Linked DNA regions of Homo sapiens: region 1 is linked to region 2. The links are chromatin loops, found by intact Hi-C in ENCODE. Cell type or tissue: mammary epithelial cell. All regions are shown on one strand. Each heading gives the region's core, and the rest is flanking DNA. Links, peaks and the distances in the headings are about the cores only.

What was found. A loop is a pair of places that touch in the nucleus more often than their neighbours do. Peaks named below come from ENCODE experiments on the same cell type or tissue, not always from the same donor. Only the 100,000 strongest peaks of a DNase experiment are listed, where the experiment ranks them.
Region 1: a loop joins it to region 2, with 4 times the contacts of the local background. A loop is called at or near these places in 5 of 110 quality-filtered maps.

What each region holds. Positions count from the first base shown.
Region 1 is chr9:97,041,037-97,052,297 of GRCh38, forward strand. No RefSeq gene overlaps it. Among named protein-coding and RNA genes, the nearest start is that of CTSV, 7.5 kb to the left of the region's middle. In mammary epithelial cell, for the core only: a CTCF peak has its summit at 5,926; a DNase peak (open chromatin) is centred at 5,415; H3K27ac peaks cover 2,175 bases.
Region 2 is chr9:97,103,450-97,114,710 of GRCh38, forward strand. No RefSeq gene overlaps it. Among named protein-coding and RNA genes, the nearest start is that of CTSV, 70 kb to the left of the region's middle. RefSeq lists an enhancer at 4,368-4,868. In mammary epithelial cell, for the core only: a CTCF peak has its summit at 5,950 (motif pointing left); a DNase peak (open chromatin) is centred at 5,952; H3K27ac peaks cover 469 bases.

The DNA.
Region 1 (11,261 bases), core at 1,587-9,586, 63 kb before region 2:
CCCCATGTGGCTGCACTGGAGTCTCTCTGAGCCTACTCTGGCACTGGAGGCTGCCAGATTCACGAATTGTTTTTTGCTCAATTAAATTCTCTTAAATTTAATTTGGCTATGGATTTTCTTTTAACAAATTAAAAACAATTAAACTGACAACTTTTCAGAAGCACCATCAGGCAAATACATCTTTTTAAAAATCAATTTATTAATAATTATATGTCCTTCCTTTAAATAAATAGCAGCTTTTCCCTCTCAAATACAACTAGGGGCCAAAGCTGTCAGGTGGTTATATAAAAAATACAAAAGTATATTGTATTGCAGGCCAAGGTAGGTGGATCTCCTGAGCCTGGGAGTTTGAGACCAGCCTGGGCAACATGGCGAAATCACACCTCTACCAAAAATACAAAACAAACAAACAAAAATTAGCCAGGCATGGTGATGCATGCCTGTAGTCCCAACTACTTGGGAGACTGAGGTTGTAGTGAGCGGAGCAGAGCATGCGCCACTGCACTCCAACCTGGGTGACAGAGCGAGATGCCGTCCCAAAAAAAAAAAAAAAAAAAAAAAAGCATCTTGTACTTGTACTGCAAATTTGCCGTCTCAAAAAAAAAAAAAAAGCATCTTGTACTGCAAATAGCTGTTTTTTTTCTTTTTTAAAAATTAATCATTGTGTTGAACACAATCATCATTCACATGTGGAAATAAATGAAGACCACCACCTAAGAACAAACAGAGGCCATATATTCAGAACTTGCTATAACAAAGGAGATAATTCAAAGACGAGGGAGAAGAAAAGCTTTAGGGGAAAAAGGGGGCAACTTCAGCTATGTCCTCTTTGCAGAGTGTCGTCATGGAGAAGCTGAAGGAGGGATAACTAGAGATGGAGCGTCTTATGTGATTTGTTTGTGGAGTATATTTGGTTTTTCTGGTTTGTCCTGGGTTGGAAGCAGAGGCAAAAATGAGGAAGCTGTCAGCCACTGAGTAAGTCCTGACTGTTCTGAGTTGGTCTCTGCAGATATTATGCTTCATTTCTTCTGTGGGTCAGAGTTCTATTGCCATATACTATGGCCATTGTCTATTTGTTTACTCAGTCTATCACAAGAAAGCTAAGTTATTCTAACACGTGGGTTTTACAGTTGCCCTTGGGCCACAGCTCCCTAAGATTGTAGGGTGGAGAAACCTGCCAGGCCATTAAGATCTGTGCCTTAAGCAATAGCCTGACAGCAGATGAGTGGCAGGTGCTGCCCTGAAGAATGGCATCCCCTTTGTTTTTTGGAATGTGAGACAAAAGTAGTGGAGAAAACATAGACCCTTTTCAAACCAAGTGTGCCCCAAATCTAAAATTATACCAGAAATATGTAAATGCAGAAGAAATATGGGAGAAAGCCAATAAGCAAGAGGGTGGAAGACGTTATTGCTCCAACTTAGGACACCTATTTATATCTATTTATACACATCTGTAAAAAAATGCATTACAGAAATGTGGTATTACTAGCCAGGACAGTTGTATTTAAATATTTGTTTCTTTCCCTACTCTTCTATTCCTATTTCTTTGCAAAATAATTTTGATGAGTGATAATTTTTAGAACAGTCACATGTTAGTGAAGCAACCAAGCCTTGGTTATGCCTTTAATAAAATGGAGTTGGCAGAACTTCCTGATTCCTATTTAAAACGCAGTGCCTGTGAAAGTATATTCTCACGTGCATCTGTGTAGCTTTCTTTTACTCACTATTAAAAGAGGATATAGGCCAGCCATGGTGGCTCACGTCTGTAATCCTAGCACTTTGGGAGGCTGAAGTGGGTGGATTACTTGAGGTCAGGAGTTTGAAACAAGCCTGGCCAACATAGTGAAACCCTGTCTCTACTAAAAATACAAAAAAAGTTAGGCAGGTGTGGTGGTGCATGCCTGTAGTCCCAGCTACTTGGGAGGCTGAGGCAGGAGAATCGCGGAGAGGTGGAGGTTGCAGTGAGCCGAGATTGCGCCATTGCACTCTAGCCTGGGCAACAGAGTGAGACTCTGTCTCAAAAATAAATAAATAAATAAAAGAGGATGTGATTCTTTACCCAGTCTCCGGAAATTTTAAACCATAGGGGAACTGGCAAACTTAGTGTGGTGGCATTCAAGACCCTGACATCACTTAACACCTCTCCCCAGTATAATAACCCCCTCCGATTTGTTTAAATTCACTGAGCCAAGAATTACTCTTAAGAAGCATTATCCAGCAAACTGTCCACTTGCAAAATGGTTTGTCACCATTGATAATCGTATAGCAAACAGCCTGTTTATGATTTGAGGTTCATATAAAACCACTTATGAAATAACTACTTTTCTTGGTTACTGTAACTGTGCTTTTCCTGTAGAGTTAAACTATCAGCCAATTCATCAAGCACGTAAATCAATCAATGAGAATTCAGCTCTTACTCGGTACCAGTTCTCCTCTTCTGGTGTAGCATGAGCATTCACTTCCACATTCTTAGCTTTCCTAACAGCTTTCTGAGGTTCAGCCTTTCCATATTTAAATATGTGGTTCACTACAGTAATTTCAGTTCTATAGCAAATTGAACAGGACAGATATATTTAAATGGAACTATGGTGAAGCATCTTTGTATAGCAAGTAACAAGGAAACCAATTCACAAGAGAAATGGTGGAATTTCTCCCCTCCTCTAAAACAGTAATCCACAAACTCTCAGCCAAATCTGAAAAATTCTTCAAACCTCAAAAAGTCCTTTCAAGAAACAAGGTGTATTCGTTTCCTGTGTCTGCTATAACAAATCCCCACAAACTTGGTGGCTTGAAACAGGAGTCCTTTATTCCCTCACAGTTATGGAGGCCAGAAGTCCTAAACAGGCATCATTGGGCTAAAGACCAGGTGTGATAGGGCTCCCTCCCTTCCTCCCTCCTGAGGTTCTAGGGGAGAATCTGTGCCTTGCCTGTCCCAGCACTGGTGGTTGCTCGCATTCCTTGACTTGTGGCCACATCACTCTAATCTCTGTGACTACATTGCTATCTCTTCTGTCTGTGTCTAATCTCCCTCCCTCTTATAAAGACCCTGTGATTGCATTTAGGGCTTATTCAGGTAACCCAGGATAACCGTTCCATTTCAGAACTATTCATGGAATCACATTTACAAAGTCTTTGCTGTTTAAGATAACAGCTTCAGGGGCCAGGAATTAAGACCTGTTGTCAGTGGGGGCTATAAACATCCTGGTACACGTGGCAAAATTAAAATCAGTTTCTTGACAATGCTGATAAAAACTTTGTGTTTATTATAACTTGAGGCTGGCCAGGCGCGATGGCTCATGCCTGTAATCCCAACACTTTGGGAGGCTGACGCAGGCAGATCACTTGAGGTCAGGAGTTTGAGACCAGCCTGGCCAACATGGTGAAAACCCATCTCTACTCAAAACACAAAAATTAGCTGGGCTTAGTGGCGGGCGCCTGTAATCCCAGCTACTTGGGAGGCTGAGGTAGGAGGATTGCTTGAACCCTGGAGGCGGAGGTTGCAGTGAGCCGAGATCATGCCACTGCACTCCAGCCTGGGTAACAGAGTGAGACTCTGTCTCAAAAAATAAAATAAAATTAAATTAAAAAATAAAAATAAAATAAAATAAAATAAAATAACTTAAGGCTGGCTTGACTAAGAGAGTTGGACCCTACACTCCCTGGGAACTTCCCACACTGTGACTTTTTTGCTCCATCTCAGCCTCAGATCCCTGCCTCATGTACCTGAGTACTGGCAACATTTTCTGCCTTGTGTTTCCCTTGCAATGCTTGACACGGCCTTTTAAGTTTCAAGACCCTGGCCAGGCCTAGTGATTGGCTCATGTCTCTAATCCCAGCGCTTTGGAAGGCGGAGGCGGGAGGATTGCTTGAGCTCAGGAGTTCGAGATCAGCCTGGGCAACATAGGGAGAACTTGTCTCTACAAAAAATAAATAAAAATAGCCCAAGCTTGGCGGTGCGTGCGTATAGTCCCACCAACTCAGGAGGCTGAAGTGGGAGGATGGCTTGAGCCCAGGAGGTTGAGGGTGCAGTGAGCTATGACTGTACCACTGCACTCCAGCCTGGGCAACAGAGGGAGACCCTGTCTCAAAAAACAAAAAAGTTTCAAGATCCCCACACAGCAGCTTTTACAACCCCTCCTTATTCTTTTCACAGCCAGCTGTCCCATGGTCTCTGCATAAAAAAGCATTGCTTACCCACCCTTTTCCTGAGACACTTCTGGTTTCGGCTTTGAGCATCTCCTTGTTGCAATATCTTGTATTAATAAAGTCTTTCCTTACTAATGTAGGAACTTGCATTTTTTCCCCTTGACACCCCGTGTCACTTTAGTGAGTGGTGAAGACAGAGAAGGCTCTGTGCTGTGAGAGGCTCAGCTTGCAGATGCACCTGTCCTGGGGTTGCTCCAGAGGAAGAGCGTCTCTATCTGTGACTTCCTGGGTTTCCAATAGCTAAAGAATTCTTAGGTGTGAGCACTGTTCTGAGCATTTCACACGTGCTCCTGAGGTCATCTTCCCAACAACCCTATGATGCTCGTTCTCAAACACCAGCTTTATCAGAATCACCCAGAGGCTCCTGAAAGCTCAGGTTGCTGAACATATCCCCCAGTTTCTGATTCAGTAGGTCTGGGACGGGGTTCCAGAATTTGCTTTCTAAAAACTTGCCAAGGTGGGCTGGGCGCAGTGACTCATGCCTGTAATCCCAGCACTTTGGGAGCCCGAGGTGGGCGGATCACTGAGGTCAGGAGCTCCAGACCAGCCTGGCCAACATGGCAAAACCCTGTCTCTGCTAAAGACACAAAAATTAGCCAGTGTGGTGGTGCACGCCTGTAATCCCAGCTACTCAGGAGGCTGAGGCAGGAGAATTGTTTGAACCCGGGAGGCGGAGGTTGCAGTGAGCTGAGATAGCACCACTTCACTCCAGCCTGGGCGACAGAGCAAGACTCCGTCCCCCACCCTCCCCAAACAACAACAACAACAACAACAACCACCACGCACACAAAAAAACAAAAAAAACAAAACTTCACAAGGGATGCAGGGGAACCCACTTTGAAAACCACTGCCCTAAGAGATGCGGGCTCTTCTATGCCCCATTTTAGGTCAGGGCATAGATGAGGGTGGTCAGGGCAGTGGGAGATACAGAATCAAGGGTGGGGACAGGCTCTTTTCTAAAGTGAATAAATAACTTAATGCACGTTAGGCCATCAGGGCTTAGACAAGGAAGCTGAGCTTTTGGGCTCTTGCCTGGTCCCTCCACCAGTGCCCATCACTTGCTTGGCAAACTGGACTCTGGGAGCCAGAGGATACTAAGAGAGCTGGAATGTGAGCACCAAGGCCGTGCAGGTAAAGCCCCGAGGCTCCCCAGGGCAGTCTCTCCACTTCAGTGTGAATGAGGCTCAGCTGGATTCACACTGAAAGGAATAGAAGACAGGTGAGTCATGCAGCAGGCAGGCTGCCCAGGCAGGACTGGGCCTCCACACCTTCCTACCCCACCAGCTTCCAGGAGGGCGTTTTTGCCCGGTTCTTCGTGGGTGTTTTTGTGCTTGATCATTTCTAGGAGACAAAGGCTCTGCCTCTTACCTGTGCTAATTAAATGTCAGATTTTAAGCCTGGCTCCAATGATAATACGTCAATGACTCATGGTTCTGAGAAGCCCAGGTATTATAAAAAGTGAGGTCTATTCATTCACCAATTTTAAAAACAAACACATAAAATATTCTTTTAAAAAAATTTGAGACCACAGAAAGGAAATAGAACCAGATAATCAAGCATCCGTGATTCTCTGTATGATCCCCTTATAAATCAAAACAGGGAAATCTTCTCCGTATAAGCTTGAAAGTTTTTCTGAGCTACAAACTCCACATTGGTGGTTTTGTTTTTTATGTTCCTTGTTTTCTCCTTCCCACCTCCCCACACCAGTGCTGCCCCCTTGTTTTGGTTTTCTTGTCCTCAAATCAGACCCACAGCTGTGGTCCCAAGCACTTCTAAACTTCATCCTCAAATCCAGAGGATCCACTGAGGACCCAGCTTCTCCTTAGGAGAACTAGCCCACCCTCTGCAAAAGGAATCTGATCTTTTTTTGATCATTGCTAAGATAGAAAGAGGAAACAACATGTAACAGTTCAGTATAAAACTCACAGTTCTGATCCGAGGAGGAACAATTGCTTTATTGATTGATTGAGATGGAGTCTGGCTCTGTCGCCCAGGGTGGAGTGCAGTGGCGCTATCTCGGTTCACTGCAACCTCTGCCTCCCGGGTTCAAGCGAGATTCTTCTGCCTCAGCCTCCAGAGGAGCTGGGATTACAGGCACCTGGTACCACACCTGGCTAACTTTTGTATTTTTAGTAGAGACGGGGTTTCACCATGTTGGTCAGGCTGGTCTCGAATTCCTGACCTCAGGTGATTCGCCCACCTTGGCCTCCCAAAGTGCTAGGATTACAGGCATGAGCCACTGCACCCAGCCTCAATTGCTTGTTTTAAATGCATTTTCTGTTCATAAGATCCTCTGCCCAGATACTTATCTCCCACTCTAGGAGGAAGAGTCGGGCGATGGCAGAAGGCACAGGTGATTTGGCAAGGCTTGGAGTCGGGTGGTTCTGCCTGTGTTCCCTCGGCCAGCACCTCAGGTTTGCTATCAATGGAGCAAAGACTATACAAGCTGACCTTTCCCAGGCTAATTAGCTTCTATACTGCGGATATGGCCTGCGTGTCCTCTCAACCCACCCACACCTCTGCACAGCACCCTTCTCCTCATGCACACTTCCTCAGCTTCTAAATTTCCATGCACTCTGTGTAGAAAGTTGCTGATACGCAACATTCATGAGTTAGCATCTGGTGATGGTTGCATGGCTCTGAGGAAACTGAGAGAAATTTGACCAAGAAAAATTAGATAGTGGTAAAAAGAGTTTTTCTCCAAGTTCAAAGAGAGAAATGGAACTAAATGATAATTTGAATGATATAAGGAAAGTGTTTTAGTTACACTGGGAGGGCAAGCAAAACTAAGTTGCATATTCTTTCTCCTTAACCAAGTGAATTGAGGACAAAGACTTTGTTTTATAGCACTGGGGACCCCAGTGTATGATAGATGCCCAGTAAATAGCATCGCAGAATGGCAATTTTTAGGCTAAGAGAGGAATTGTTGCTAATTTGGCTACAACTTTATGGAAACTGGCACTTGGCCTAGAGCTCAGTGGGCCTCAGGTGAACTTGGGAAACTTCCTCTGCCCCCACAACACACAAATCCTAGATCCTCCTTGCTGTCCTTTAGATGCTTAGAAATGCCTCAGGGAGCTTAGAAGTCTCTGTTGCTTTCTTTTTTTTTTTTTTTGGATGGAGTTTCTCTCTTGTTGCCCAGGCTGGAATGCAATGGCACGATCTCGGCTCACTGCAACCTCTGCCTCCCATGTTCAAGCGATTCTTCTCCTGCCTCAGCCTCCCAAGTAGCTGGGATTATAGGTGCCCTCCACCATGCCCAGCTAATTTTTGTATTTTTAGTAGAGGTGGGGTTTCACCATGTTGTCCAGCCTGGTCTTGAACTCCTGACCTCAGGTGATGTGCCCGCCTTGGCCTCCCAAAGTGCTGGGATTACAAGTGTGAGCCATGCATCAGGCCGATGTCCTCTGTTTCTTAGAGAGTCCCCACAACCAGGAGCCAGCCAGCATCTTCAGCAAGGGTCCTGTACAGCCTCAGCACCCCATCCACAGGAATGCTAGAACTCTGCCAGAGTCCACTAGGGCAATGCAAGAGGCCTGTAGAGGTGACTTCTCAGGATGGCCGGCCAGGTGGCTCCCACTCCTGCCTGATCCCAGTAGTTTTCACACCCAGGGAGGTGGGGCCCTCTTCTGCTGCTCCTACCCCAGAGAGCCCTGGAGGGACATTGAGAAGAAAACAGTTTAGGATGCATGAAGTTAATGGTACAAATGAGCACAGAGGCTACTTAAGGTAAGACGCATCTTAACCTAGTATCTGATCTAGAGATATCCAAGAATATGCAGCATAATAAATCCATTTGAGATAATAATGTTCCATTTCCCCTAGGATCTAGGAGATCCTAGGGCATTATACCCTAGGTAACAGAGATAGAAGCTTTGCACCCAACAGGCAACAAAGCCTTTCTGTAAGCACAAAGGGGAGTTGCCATCTGAAAATGAACATTTTGTTATTTTGCCCAACTGATGAAAGAGAAGAAAATTGGGGACTTCTGTGATCTTTCATTTGTTTTTATACTTTTGTTTTTTTCTTTTGGATTGGAGAAGCGCTGAAAAATAAATCATGTATGCTATCCCTTCTTACTATTTATTATTTTGATTGTGGTAATAAAAGAGTGAGTTGATAAATAAGTGTTTGCTGGAAATACCAAACTTTGACAACCAAACTGACAGACTATCCAAAAGCTTTCATTTTAAAAGCTCTCTATGTTACAGCTATGTCTGCACTGAAACAGTGACATCACATTGTACACCTTGAATAGATACAATCTTTATCAATTAAATATTTTTAAATGAAAAAAGCTCAGTGGTTAGTCTGAAACATGTAAAGCAATTAAGCTTCAGAATCTCCTGCAAAGATGAGGATCGAGCCAGGAACTAGGTGCTTTTGGAATGCAAACTTATAATTTTGTGAAATGAAATCACAAGATAATAATAAAAGTAATAATAGTAAGTGAAAAAAGAAGCTCAGTAGAAAATGAACCAATAGGAGCAACAATTATCAGTACTCCTTGACCCAAATTATCACTGGCTTTGGAATGTAGCTATTTCCAATCCCATTTCTGGTAGGCATAAATTTTGTACAACTGACTTACTTTCTCAGAGCTTTGGTTTCATCCACTACAAAATGTGGACAATATCAACTACCCCATAAGGTAGTATTAAAAATTAAATGAGAGGCTGGGCATGGTGGCTCACACCTGTAATCCCAGCACTTTGGGGGCTCGAGACAGGTGGATCACCTGAGGTCAGGAGATCGAGACCAGCCTGGCCAACATGGTGAAACCCTGTCTCTACTAAAAAAACAAAAATTAGCCAGGCATAGTGGCATGTGCCTGTAGGCCCAGCTATAGGGAGGCTGAGGCAGGAGAATTGCTTGAACCTGGCAGGCAGAGGTTGCAGTGAGCTGAGATTGCACCACTGCATTCCAGCCTGGGTGACAGAGTGAGATTCTTGTCTAAATAAATAAATAAATAAAAATTAAACGAGCGAACACAAGTGTTGATATAGTCAGCCATCTATAGAAATTTCTCCCATGAAAATTGGCATATCTTTGAGAAGTGACATTCAATCCAAAGGCAGAGTAACTTTTCTGTGAAAATTGTTGCCATTGAAATTCTATATACTGACCATGTTTATTGCTTTAACCATTCTTGCCCACCTGCTATCCCACTTGTGAAACTGTGAAATATATATTTGGTTTCGACCCTGTTTCCTGACATATGACTCCTAAAATCCTTAGAAACACCAAAATGGTGTCTTTCTGTTTGCTAATGATTGACTGGTGGCTGGCAGCCCTTCAATAGCTTCAGCATGGGGCTGGTAACAGGAAAGAACAAGGCAGGATTAGAGGGGTAGGACTTGCAGCCTCACCCCCGAAACCTCTAGGGAGGGGAGAGGGACTCACAGTTCAATTGATTACCAATGGCCAGTGGTTTAATCAATCATGCTGACATAATGAGGCCTCCATAAAAATCCAAAAAGGACAGGATTCAGAGAGCTTCCAGATGGCTGAACACACGGAGGTTCCTGGTGGGTAATACATGGAAAAGGCGTGGAAACTCTGCACCTCTTCCCCCGTACCTTGGCCTGCGCGTCTCTTCAACTGGATCCTTTATAATAACCTAGTAAATGTAAGTAAGTTTTTCTGAGTTCTGTGAGCCACTCTAGTAAATTAATCAAACCCAAAAAGGGCATTGTGGGAACATGCACTTGAAGCCAGTCGGGCAGACGTTCCAGAGGGCAAGCTTTTGGCTGGGTTCAGGGGTGGGGGTTTGGTCTTGGCCCTCAACCTGTGGGATCTGATGTTGTCTCCAGGTAGATAGTGTCAGAATTAAATTGAAGAACACCCTGCTGGTGTCCACTGCAAAACTGATTGCTCATTTGCTGGTGGGGACCACCTATTTAGTCACAGAAGTCTTCTGTGTTGATTGTTTTGGTGTGAAAGCAGAGAAAAACACAGTTTGAGTTTTTCCAGTTTCACATCTGGTGTCAGAGGAGTGGGATTTGTTAGACTGGCTCTGGCTCATGGAAACACATGGTTTGGTGAAAGAAAGGATGCAAGGGTAGGGATAAGACCAGAATCCTTTGATTCCTGGGTGGCCACATGGTCATGCACAGTGTGGAGCTGTTGAGTTACTAAAGGTAAAAATTACTGGTGTAAGAATTAACAAAAGAAGAAAGAAACACAAAAGGTGGCTTGATATTTTAGAGAAAATAAACCTGAGAGGTGATTCTGGCCGTTAGGTCAAAGGACTTTTTTTTTTTTTTTTTTAGATGGAGTCTTGCTCTGTCCCCCAGGCTGGAGTGCAATGGCATGATCTCGGCTCACTGCAACTTTTGCCTTCCAGGTTCAAGGGATTCTCCCTGCCTCAGCCTCCCAATTAACTGGGATTACAGGCACCCACCATCACACCTGGCTAATTTTTGTATTTTTAGTAGAGATGGGGTTTCACCACATTGGCCAGGCTGGTCTCGAACTCCTGACCTCAGGTGATCCACCTGCCTCGGCCTCCCAAAGTGCTGGGATTACAGGCGTGAGCCACTGTGCCTGGCCCCTACTCTCTTACAGACTAAGAGTTTTTAAGGATTCAAGATGGGAGAGTTTATCAGAGGCTTGGACTGCTTCTATATCTCTTTGTTGTGCTTATCTGGGAGGGAGAGTTGTGTGTCTGTTCCCATACATCTTCCTGCAGCTGCAGGCGTATCCCCCGAGTCTGCTTTTAGCTTTCCTATCTTAGTGCCCCTGCAGGGAAAGGAATGTGCTAATCAAGACCCACTGTTTTACTGGGGCCCATTGTATGAGGGTGAAGTTTGGCAGTTACCCAAGAGACTTCCCCCACTCCCCGCTCTGTGCCAGAGCTGTCTTATCTGTGTTTCATTGTCTGCTTTTCTGGCTGCTTGTTGTTAGAAGTGATTTTCTTGAAATGCATGAGGCTAGAAAGGGAGCTGGAACTTAAAGAGGCAGTGTTTGTCTGAGATGATGGTGCTCCTGCTCTGTCAACCAGAATTTTTTTTTTTTTTTTTTTTTTTAAAGACAAGATCTCTGGCTCTGTCGCC
Region 2 (11,261 bases), core at 1,978-9,977:
TCAAACAACAACAACAACAACAACAACAACAACAACAACAACAACCACCAATCAATGGAAGGATACACTACTTACAAAGATCAGGTACTGGATATCGTTAAAATTTCAATTTGCACAAGGTAGATCTATAGAGTCAATGTAATCTCTCATCAAAATCCCAACATGCATTTTTGTACAAATTAAAACATTGGTCCTAACATTTATATAAAGATTCAAAAACTTAGGATAGCTTCAGTAATCCCAACAGTGTGATAGTTGTCTGCTCACGCAAAGCCGACAAAGGGAAAAATGAAACAGAAGAGAGAATCCACAGACTCACACATACGTAGTTGGCTGTTTTTTGTCAAAAGTAATAATGCAATTTAATGAGGGAAATAAGATTCTTATCAATAATTTTTCTGGGGAAACTGAATAAACATACAGAAAGAAATGGACCTGAACTACTGCTTCATACCATACTTAAAATTAGAGATTGATTAGAGACCTAAGCATAAAACATATGTCTTTTAAGCTTTGTTAGAAGAAAAACTTCAGGCAAATTAATTTGAGCAGAGTTTAACTGTGCAAAGAACGATTTGCAAATCAGGCAGCCCCTGAACCGACTCCCTTGCTGCTGCACGGTGGGGGAGGATTTATGGACAGAATAAAGAAAGTGACCTACAGAAAGCAAAAGAGAGATACAGAATTGGACTGGTTACAGTTTGGCATGTGCCTTATTTGAACATGGTTTGAACAGCTGGCAGCCTTTGGCACAAGAGTAGGTTACAATCTGTTCCAGTTCACTATGTATGGAGAGACCTTTTGATTCAAATTTAAAATACAAAAAGAGGTAGCTTTAGGCCCAACATAATTTAAGCACTTCTAAAAGGTAGAAGGGAAATAGCTTTATAACATTAAAAGAGCACTAACTCCTCAAAAATTATAAATAGGACTTTATGAAAATTTAAAAATCTTCTCTTCATCTAAAGGCAAAAGCACCATGAAGAAAATAAAAATGGGCCAGGTATGGTGGCTCACATCTGTAATCTCGGCACTTTGGGAGGCCAAAGTGGGAAGATTACTTGACCCCAGGAGTTCAAGACCAGCTTGGCAACATAGAAAGACCTCATCTCTAAAAAAATAAAATAAAATAAATTTTAAAGGAAGAAAATAAAAATGCAAGTAACAGAGATAAAGAATACACTGTAGCTGCAATACTGAGATATATATATATATATATATGTATATATATATATATATATATATTTTTTTTTTTTTTTTTTTTTTTTTTTTGAGACGGAGTTTTGCTCTTGTTGCCCAGGCTGGAGTGCAATGGCACGATCTCGGCTCACCACAACCTCTGCCTCCTGGGTTCAAGGGATTCTCCTGCCTCAGCCTCCCGAGTAGCTGGGATTACAGGCATACACCACCACACCTGGCTAATTTTTTTTGTATTTTTAGTAGAGACAGGGTTTCTCCATATTGGTCAGGCTGGTCTTGAACTCCCGACCTCAGGTGATCCACCCACCTCAGTCTCCCAAAGTGCTGGGATTACAGGCATGAGCCACTGTGCCCGGCCTGGTATTTGTTAAATAACTTGTATCAAGAATCAAAAAATAAATTATCACTTAAAAAAGTCAGGTAACATTTGAGACTAATCATTCAGTGTTTAAAGAAAAAAAATGGAATATTTTAAATGTATGTACTATGAGCTCTTCAAAAGTGAAAAATTGTTCCAGCTTTTCTAACTTGAAATGAAACTCACTGAAATCTCTTACAGGGTAAATTATCATAGTGCTTTGGCTGGAGAAGCCCACACAGAAGCAGAAACAGTAAAAAACTCTTTTTAAAATTTATTTTTCATAGCATCATTGAGTTACAATTGACACACAAGGAATTGCACATATTTAACGTGGACAATTTCTCTTGAGTAGCTGACACTGCTGAATGCCCACTGGGTGAAACATCAGGAAAAATCAGGGCAGTGCCACTTCTGATGTTACTCTGACTCATCAAGTTAAAGATTCAACTGCAAACATATGGTTTGAGCTGGTATCTTGTTTATAGAATTTGACTTTCACCGAACAAATGAGCAAATCTACAGACCTGGCTGGACTTGTATCAGCACCCACTACTCTTCAAAGGATTTTTTTTAATGTGAATGCTCAGCAACAAATGTAAGTAGTGATAAATATTCAGAGTTAAATAACTTTATTGAATATCATGGTTGTTCTGGAACAACTTTGTTTATATTTGCACTCTGGGTGCAAAAGGCATGACAGAAAATGGCTGGCACCAGGGCACAGATCAAGGCAGGGGCACCAGCACCAAATTAGTAGTGGTAGCATTCTTCCCTGCCACACACTGGGGATTAAAAGAAAAAAAGGCAATTTCTCTTAAGAATGTCCTGGACGGCCAGGCACGGTGGCTCACGCCTGTAATCTCAGCACTTTGGGAGGCTGAGGCGGGTGGATCACGAGGTCAGGAGTTCAAGACCAGCCTGGACAAGATGGTGAAATCCCATCTCTATTAAAAATACAAAAATTAGCCGGGCATGGTGGCAGACACCTGTAATCCCAGCTGCTGGGGAGGCTGAAGCAGAAAATTGCTTGAACCCAGGAGGCAGAGGTTGCAGTGAGCCAAGATCGCACCACTGCACTCCAGCCTGGGTGACACAGCGAGACTCCATCTCAAAAAAAAAGAATGTCCTGAAAACGAGGCACTAAAGATAGTTACTTTTATTAGTCTTCTTCATCCTGCCCCTATAAAAAATGCCTCTTTAGTATTCTGAGTGATGAAATGCATGGAGTCCACAAAGCTTCGCTGCTGCGTATTGTAGCATGATGGTTGCCTCAAGGCACAGCGCTCGGGAGTCTGGGCAGGACCAGCTGCATGGAACAGCATTTGGTTTGAAAGAATGATGGGTGGACAAACTGATTTTTCAGATTAGAATAGTTAGCAGAAGCTGTCTTGAAAATGAAGGATGCAAGTCCATCACTGTTGCCACTAACAGAATTCATGTTTTCAAGCAAAAATTAGAACTTTGGAAAACTTTGGAATCATTAAGTATTCAGAAGGTGAGCTTCAGAAGTTCTGATGACTTAACGTTTCTAAGGAGATCTGTGGTGAAATGAATGAATGTGATTTATGGATAGTGTATGAAATGTCAATATTTGAAAATTCTGCATAGTTCAGTCATAAAATATTTTCAAATATGTCAAGGAAAATAGAGCCAAAGTGCAAGATAATCAATGGATATTAATGTAAAAGTGTACAAAAAGTTCACTGACAAGATTTCAGACTCCACATTGCAGCTAACTTTCAAAAACTATCACTTGTTGAGTTTGGTCTGACATCCAAGAGGAAAATCCTCAGGAAAGTCTATTAAACTCCATTTTCCCACTAAAGGTCTACGTGAAGTGAGATTTTCTTCATATACTTCAATCAAAACCACATGTCAAAACATAATAGGCCAGGCGCAGTGGCTCATGCCTATAATCCCAGCACTTTGGGAGGCTGAAGTGGGTAGATCACTTTGAGGCCAGGAGTTTGAGACCAGCCTGGCCAACATGGTGAAACCCCATCTCTACTAAAATATAAAGACTTAGCTGGGCATAGTGGCCCATGCCTGTAATCCCAGCTACTTGGGAGGCTGAGGCACGAGAATCACTTGAACCCGGGAGGCAGAGGTTGCAGTGAACCAAGGTGGCACCACTGCACTCCAGCCTGGGTGAAGGGTGACACTCTGTCTCAAATATTAATAATAAAAATAATGAATGCAGAAGTAGATATGAGAAGTCAGCTATTTTCCATTGAAACAGACATTTAGGAGATGTGTAAGAATGTAAAACAACACAACTTGTCAATGCAATTTCTGTTTTGGGAAATATAGTTTTTTTCATTAAAAAAGGTAATTTTTATAAATGTGATTTATTGTCATTTTGACTGAATTAACAAATATTTTTAAATTTAGAAAAGACAGGCAAACCAAATAAGTGGGAAAATGGCTTGAACAGACCCTCACACAGGAATGCAAGTGTATGGAAAAGTGCCCAATGGTACCAATCATCAGAGAAACATATTAAACCACAGTGAGTGCCATGGTCACCCCAAAAAAGCAGGAGGGACCTCCACTCAAAACTTGGCCCAGATGTTGAGACTGACGATGCCACACACACCAAGAGATACGAAAAGGTTCACTGCTGACATAATTGAATTCTCTGGGAAGCCCAGGGCAGGACTCTCGAGCAGATCCAAAATGACTTGAAAGAGCAAGAAAAAGAGACTGCTCTGGGATTTTATTGTGGTTAGGGGTGGTCTGGGGTGAGAGGCCTCACATGAGGGCAAGGACTTGCGTGGGCTGAATCTCCTTTCCATGGGCACCAAAGGAAAGGAGTAGCAGCATTTCTTGTCTGCCCACATGTGGGGCATAGGGGGAAGAGGGAAGGGTGAGACTGTCAGGAGTCAAACAGCAAAAAATGCAGTCAAAGTCCGCAGTGCAATGAGAAAGTACCACACACCCATGAGAAAGGCTGAGATGAAGGCCTGAGCACGCTGGAGATGACGTGGAACAACTGGAACTCTAAAGTCCTGCCTGGAGGAGGGTCACACGGCCACTTAGAAAACTTTTCACAGTTTCTTTAACACACACTTAATTCATAATAGAGCAATTCCACTTTAGGTAATTCCTCACAGCAAAATGAAAAAATAATCGTAAAAATTCTTGTACTAGAATATTTATAGTTGCTCTTAGTAATAAGCAAAACTGGAAATAAACCATAAATTCATCAAGGGATAATGAATAAAGTGACTGTGGCATATTCCTACAATGGAATCCTACTCACCAATAAAAGAATACATTTAGTTTACATGGAGGTGACCAAAAAAAAAAAAAAAACCACATTGTGATACATGCAATAGCATGACTGACTACCAGAAATACTATGCAGAATAAAATAAGCCAGACATACTCAAGTACATACTGTGTATGACTTCATTTATATATAAAGTTCAAGAACAGCCAAACAAATACATGGTCATAGAAATCGCAACAGCGGTATGATTTTTTGCATGGTGACTGACAGGGACACAAAGGAAATTTCTGTAGTAACGGAACTTTTCTATATTTTGAATGGATATAAACATTTATCAAAACACACTGGAGTGTACATTACAAACTTGCTTTTCACAGTATGCAGATTTTACTATAATTATCTTTTGTAAAAGGAATCCAGAAACTGAGAGAAGATATGTGTAATACATATATTCGATGATACTAATATCCAAAATATATAGAGAACTCCTAGAAATCAACTTAAAAAGACAGATACCCAAATAAAAATAGACAAAATACTTGAAAATCTATTTCACAAAAGAGGATATCTGCATGCATGCTAATCATATAAAAAAGTCCTCAACATCATTAGTCACCTGATAAATGTAAATGAAACAATAATGCCACTATACACCTACCATCATGTCTAAAATTTAAAAGGCCTAAAGTACTGAGTTTGGCAAGAATTTGGATCAACTGGAACTTCTTACCTTGTTGGTAAAAGGATAAATTGTTTGAGTGACTTATAAAATATTTTGGCAGTTCCTACTAAAGATAAACACACACACAAATATACACACATACGTGTACATCTTATGACCTAGCAAATCACTCTTAGGCATACACTGGAAGGAAGTGGGTACTTATGTCCAAGAGTCATGAACAATAATGTTCATAGTAGAGTTATTCACAATAGCCCAAACCCCAGAATTACCAAATGCCTATCAAATCTAGAACAGGTATATACATATTGGGATATTCATACAACAGAAAACTACACAGCAATAAAAATGAAGTACAGTGACATGCATCAAATGTCACCAAGGGCTTCCAATTTCAATTAGAATACAAGAGATTCCTTGACCACAACAAAGCCCGGTGGCACCACCCCTCTCCTTCCTCTGTTCTGCTCCTGCCCTCTAGCGACACTGTGCTTCCTACCCTTTCTTGAACAAAAGAAGATGTGCTGCTCAGAGACTAGTTTCTGAAAGGTCCTTTCCTGGACTTCTGACACGTCTGGTTTTTCTCTCTGGAAACTCATCTTTGTCTCAAGTACCCAATAATCCACCTCCCTAGTCACTCTCCATATACTTACTCTAATTTCCCACATCAATTGTTATGCACTGGATTATCTTGTTAATCTATTTATTAATTTGTTTACTTATTAACTCCTTCCCTCAACTAGAATGTAAGCTATTTGAAGAGAGGAGTCTTTTCTTTCTTTTTTTTTTGAGATAGAGTTTCCCTCTGTTGCCCAGGCTAGAGTGCAGTGGCACGATCTTTGCTCACTGCAACCTCCTCTTCCTGGGTTCAAGTGATTCTCCTGCCTCAGCCTCCACAGTAGCTGGGATTATAAGTGCTCACCACCACACCCAGCTAATTTTTTTGTATTTTTAGTAGAGATGGGGTTTCTCCATGTTAGCTAGGCTGGTCTCGAACTCCTGACCTCAAGTGATCCACCTGCCTCGGCCTCCCAAAGTGCTGGGATTGCAGCATGAGCCAGTGCACCCAGCAAAGAAAGGAGTCTTGTATGTGTCTTTAATTACCTACAATAGTCCCAGCTAGATTTAAAGCCTACTAAATATTTGCTCAATAAATCCAGGGTTCAAGGGCTTACTCGTTATATCAGTAGAATATTAGTTGTAATAGAATATTATATATCCATCAAGAGTGATTTTTAAATATTTAGTTAATATGAATAAATTTTCTTCTGAGAAAAGAAAGTTAAAATGAAAATTTAAAATTGTATACTTAGCATCAGAAAAACTGTGCTGAACAAGGTAATGTATACAGAGCAGTTACTGTAGTGCAGATATTGTACAAATTTCTTGAAATATGAGCATATTTGTCGAGCATTGTGTTAGGTCCTGAATAATTAGTTTAAAAAATCCCTATCTCTACGTAGTTAATATTTTATTAGGCGGGAGTGAAAAGATAGACTAGTAGCAAGTAAGGAAACATAGAATAAAGTTGGGATAAATATGAAAATATTATATGAAGCAATGGAAAGGACTAGAAGAATCAACTTTAGACAAGGGCCCAGGGAAAACCTCTCTGAGTGGGTAATATTTGAGCTGACTCCTGAAAACTGAGGACAATTCCACGATGTGTGTGTGAATTTCTGGGCAGAAATCTGAGCAGTCTGTGCCTGAAAGGGACCAGAAACAACACAGCAGAATGTGTGAGAATTTAGCACTGGTCTGAACTCACACAGGTGTGAGATGAGGCTCTGGGAAGCAGGCAAGCGGGGAAAGCCTGAGCATCACCGCAAAGCATTTAAAGATCAAGAGAGAGCTGAACCACAGCCCAAAAAGTGCACTGAGCTGTATTATGAACCTAAGCACTCTCTGTTGTTGTTGTCTGAGGACTCTCTGTCTAAGGACTCTGTTGAAATAACAGGTGTGAAGAGTGTCCAGTCTCATGATGTATAATAATACTCAGCACATTCAGGATACAGTCCAAAGTTATTCATTATACCAAGGACTATAGAACAATAAACTTGCACAAGAAAATACAATCTTCAGGCACCAACATTGAGATGAGACAGATGTTGGTATTATGTGATGAGGATTTTAAAGTAGCTATCACAACAGTGCTCCAACAAGCAATTACAGGCATACTTGGAACAAGTGAAAAATATGAATTCATGGCAAAGAAATGAAAGATACTAGCAAGAACTAAACGAAAATTTTAGAAGTGAAAAAAATAGAAATAAATTGAACTGGACAGACTCAAGAGAATGGAGATGACAGAGGAAAGATCAGGGATCTTGAAGACAAGTTTAACAGAAATTGTCCTGTTAGAATAGAGGAGACAAAACACAATGGAGAAAAGTGAATATAGCCTCAGAGACCTGTGGGAAAATAACAAAAGGTCTAACTTTCAAATGATTGGAGTACCTGCCGGGCGTGGTGGCTCATGCCTGTAATCCCAGCACTTTGGGAGGCCGAGGCAGGTGGATTGCTTGAGGTCAGGAGTTTGAGACCAGCCTGGCCAACAGGGTGAAACCCGGTCTCTACTAAAATACAAAAATTAGCCGGGCATGGTGGCAGATGCCTGTAATCCCAGCTTACTTGGGAGGCTGAGGCAGGAGAATTGCTTGATCCCAGGAGGCGGAGGTTGCAGTGAGCCGAGATCATGCCACTGCACTCCAACCTGGGCGACAGAGGAAAACTCCATCTCAAAAAAAAAAAAAAAAAGTACAGGACTGAAAATATTTTTGAACAAATAGTGGCAAAAAAGTCACAAACATGGTGAAATACATAAATTCAAGGAGATAAGATAACCACTAAGAGGTCATGTTCAAATGAATCCATGTCCAGATACACCATGACCAGATTTCCGAAAACTCGAAAAAACCAGAGAGAAATGCTCTATTTCCTATATGAGGACAATTCCTGTGACATCAGAAACCATGGATGCCAGAAAAAAACTTCCATAATAAGGTGTTTATTTAAAACTACTCAAATTCACTGGGATTATAACCAGGCTCTGTTACTTACCCACTGTGGACTTCAAGCAATATTCTGAATCAGAATTTTATTTTCTTTATCTTTAAGAGGGGGACTATAATTACAGCTACCGTAATAGATGTGTGAGAATTGATACAGTACTATACATAAAATGCCAAAGAGCGTGTCTGGCTAAGACAATGTTAGCTAATATACCATCAAGATCCTCAACAACCACAAAGTAACAGTAACCTAATACACCGTTATAACTTACTGGAACACGTCCCTGTTTTGTGCATTCCTCACGCACAGAGACTTGGAAAGGTGAGGCTCTTACCAAAGGGGACTCTGCTGTTCTGCAGCCGCCTCCCCACACACACGGAGCCTTTGAGAGCAGGGTCCTAGAGGGCAATGACAGAGAAGGTCCCCAGATATAGGGAAGGATCCTGGAAAAGACCTTCCCACGCCAGCTGTGATTATCATCGCAGCCGCAGTCTCAGTGACACTGTCTGCAAAGGGGTGTCTGACAAGGTCCCAACAATTAAGGCCCTGTCAATGAACTGAAGTTTTCCCACTGACCTGCCTGGAGTAACCCGAAAGGCACAGTATCAGCCTCTGCTCAGCAAAGGATCAGCCTCTGCTCAGCATGCCTCCTGGGACCAGGCCCTTCACCATTGGGCTCTGTGGGCTCTAAATGGAACCTAAGAGATGATCTGTTCCCAGCATTAACATTTACAAATGAAAAAACTGAAATTTATGGATGATGAGGAAAGTTTCTGCAGCCGTTTGTGGCAAACCTAGCAGTGAAGAGTCTTCCAGTTTCCACCCCTCATGTCTCTCTTGTTTTCATCACTCCCCACAGGGAAGAGAAACACACTAGGAGAAAGCCCCTCTGCTTCCCCATCATGCCCGCTTTAATCCCAAGCCTCTGTGTGTTTTCATTCTCCCCAATTCAGCGACCTTCACTGACATTTAAAATGCACCTTCAGGCCGGGCATGGTGGCTCATGTCTGTAATCCTAGCACTTTGGGAGGCCGAGGCAGGTGGATCACTTGACGCCAGGAGTTTGAGACCAGCCTGGCCAACATGGTGAAACCCCGTCTCTACTAAGAATGCAAAAATTAGCCAAGCGTGGTGGCACGTGCCTGTAATCCCAGCTAGTCGGGAGGTTAAGGCAGGAGAATCGCTTGAACCTGGAAGGTGGAGGCTGCAATGAGCCGAGATTGAGCCACTGAACTCCAGCCTGGACAATAGAGCAAGACTCCGTCTCAAAAAAATAAAAAACAATAAAAAATAAAATAAAAATAAATAAAATGCTCCTTCAAAGGTCAAAGCACAACAGGCACTCCCATAACTTAGGAACAAAGAAGTAGGCAAAAAGTGTTCATGCTAATGATTAGGGAATATTCAGAGGAAGGATTCTACCCAAATAGCAATGCAACTATGATGTTTTAGAAACACAGAGAAGTACAAATAAACCGGATAAAAGAACCCATGAACTTAGGAAATGACATAAAGAAAACTTTAAAATCCTAGAAAAATATATGAGGGTGATGGAAAAAAGATTAAGTATTGAAAAGCTGCCAAATGTTACAAATTCAATTTATTGATAGAATTGTATTCAAGGAGCTAATATGTTATAAAAAAAAGATATTCTGAAATTAATTTGGAGTAATAAATAGGAAAGTATAATCAATAAGTTACACTGGAAAAGTTCATCATGAAAAGAAAAGTTCATTCATGAACTTTTGTATATGCAATGCATTTCATGTAGTAATAAAAAAAGATAAATAATTAAGTTATGAGTATAGAAATAACCTGATAACTAAAAGAAATAGAACACAGAGAAAAGAAAATAATTATATTATAAATAAAAATAAAGTACCTGATAATTTGATGCTATAAATTTGGTGGAAAATTTAGAATAATTTACTGAATGGTGTTGTGGAAACCAGGTAATTATTTGGAGGCTATAAAGTTGTTTGACAATTTTTACATACAAACAAAATAAGTTCTTAACAGCTGGACAATTAATTATGTTATAATAGAAATTTCATGTTTTTTGAGAGGTCTTAGGAATTCTTAAGCAAATCAAAAAAGAAAAGAAAGAGGCCAGGCGTAGTGGCTCACGCCTATAATCCCAGCACTTTGGGAGGCTGAGTCCGGCGGATCACTTGAGGCCAGGAGTTAGAGACCAGCCTGACCAACATGGTGAAACCTCGTCTCCACTAAATATACAAAAATTAACCAGGCGTGGTGGTGCACATCTGTAATCCCAGCTACTCTGGAGGTTGAGGCAGGAGAATCACTTGACTGGGAGGCAGAGTTTGCTGTGAGCTGAGATCGTGCCACTGAACTCCAGTCTGGGAAGCGGAATAAGACTCTCTCAAATTAAAAAAAAAAAAAGAAAAATTAAATGGATTAAATTAAAATAATTAGAAATTCTTCATGCATAGCACAGCATAATTAAAAAGAATAGACAAACTAGAAAAATATTTAAAAATATATGAGAAATACAAGGTTAAATTATTACATGGACCATTCATAAATCAATGGCTAAAGACAGAATGCACAGAAGAAAAAATGAGGAATATATGAAATTACTTGCAACTTCATGTTGAAATGAGAACATTTTGTAATACTTTATGCCATCAAATTGGTGAGGTAACATTTTAATTTACAAATCTGCTGTTGTAAAAATATAGCAATATAATTATACTTTTTTCTTTTACTATTGGTGATTCACTTGTGGAGTGCAACTTGGCTACAGGCTTCAG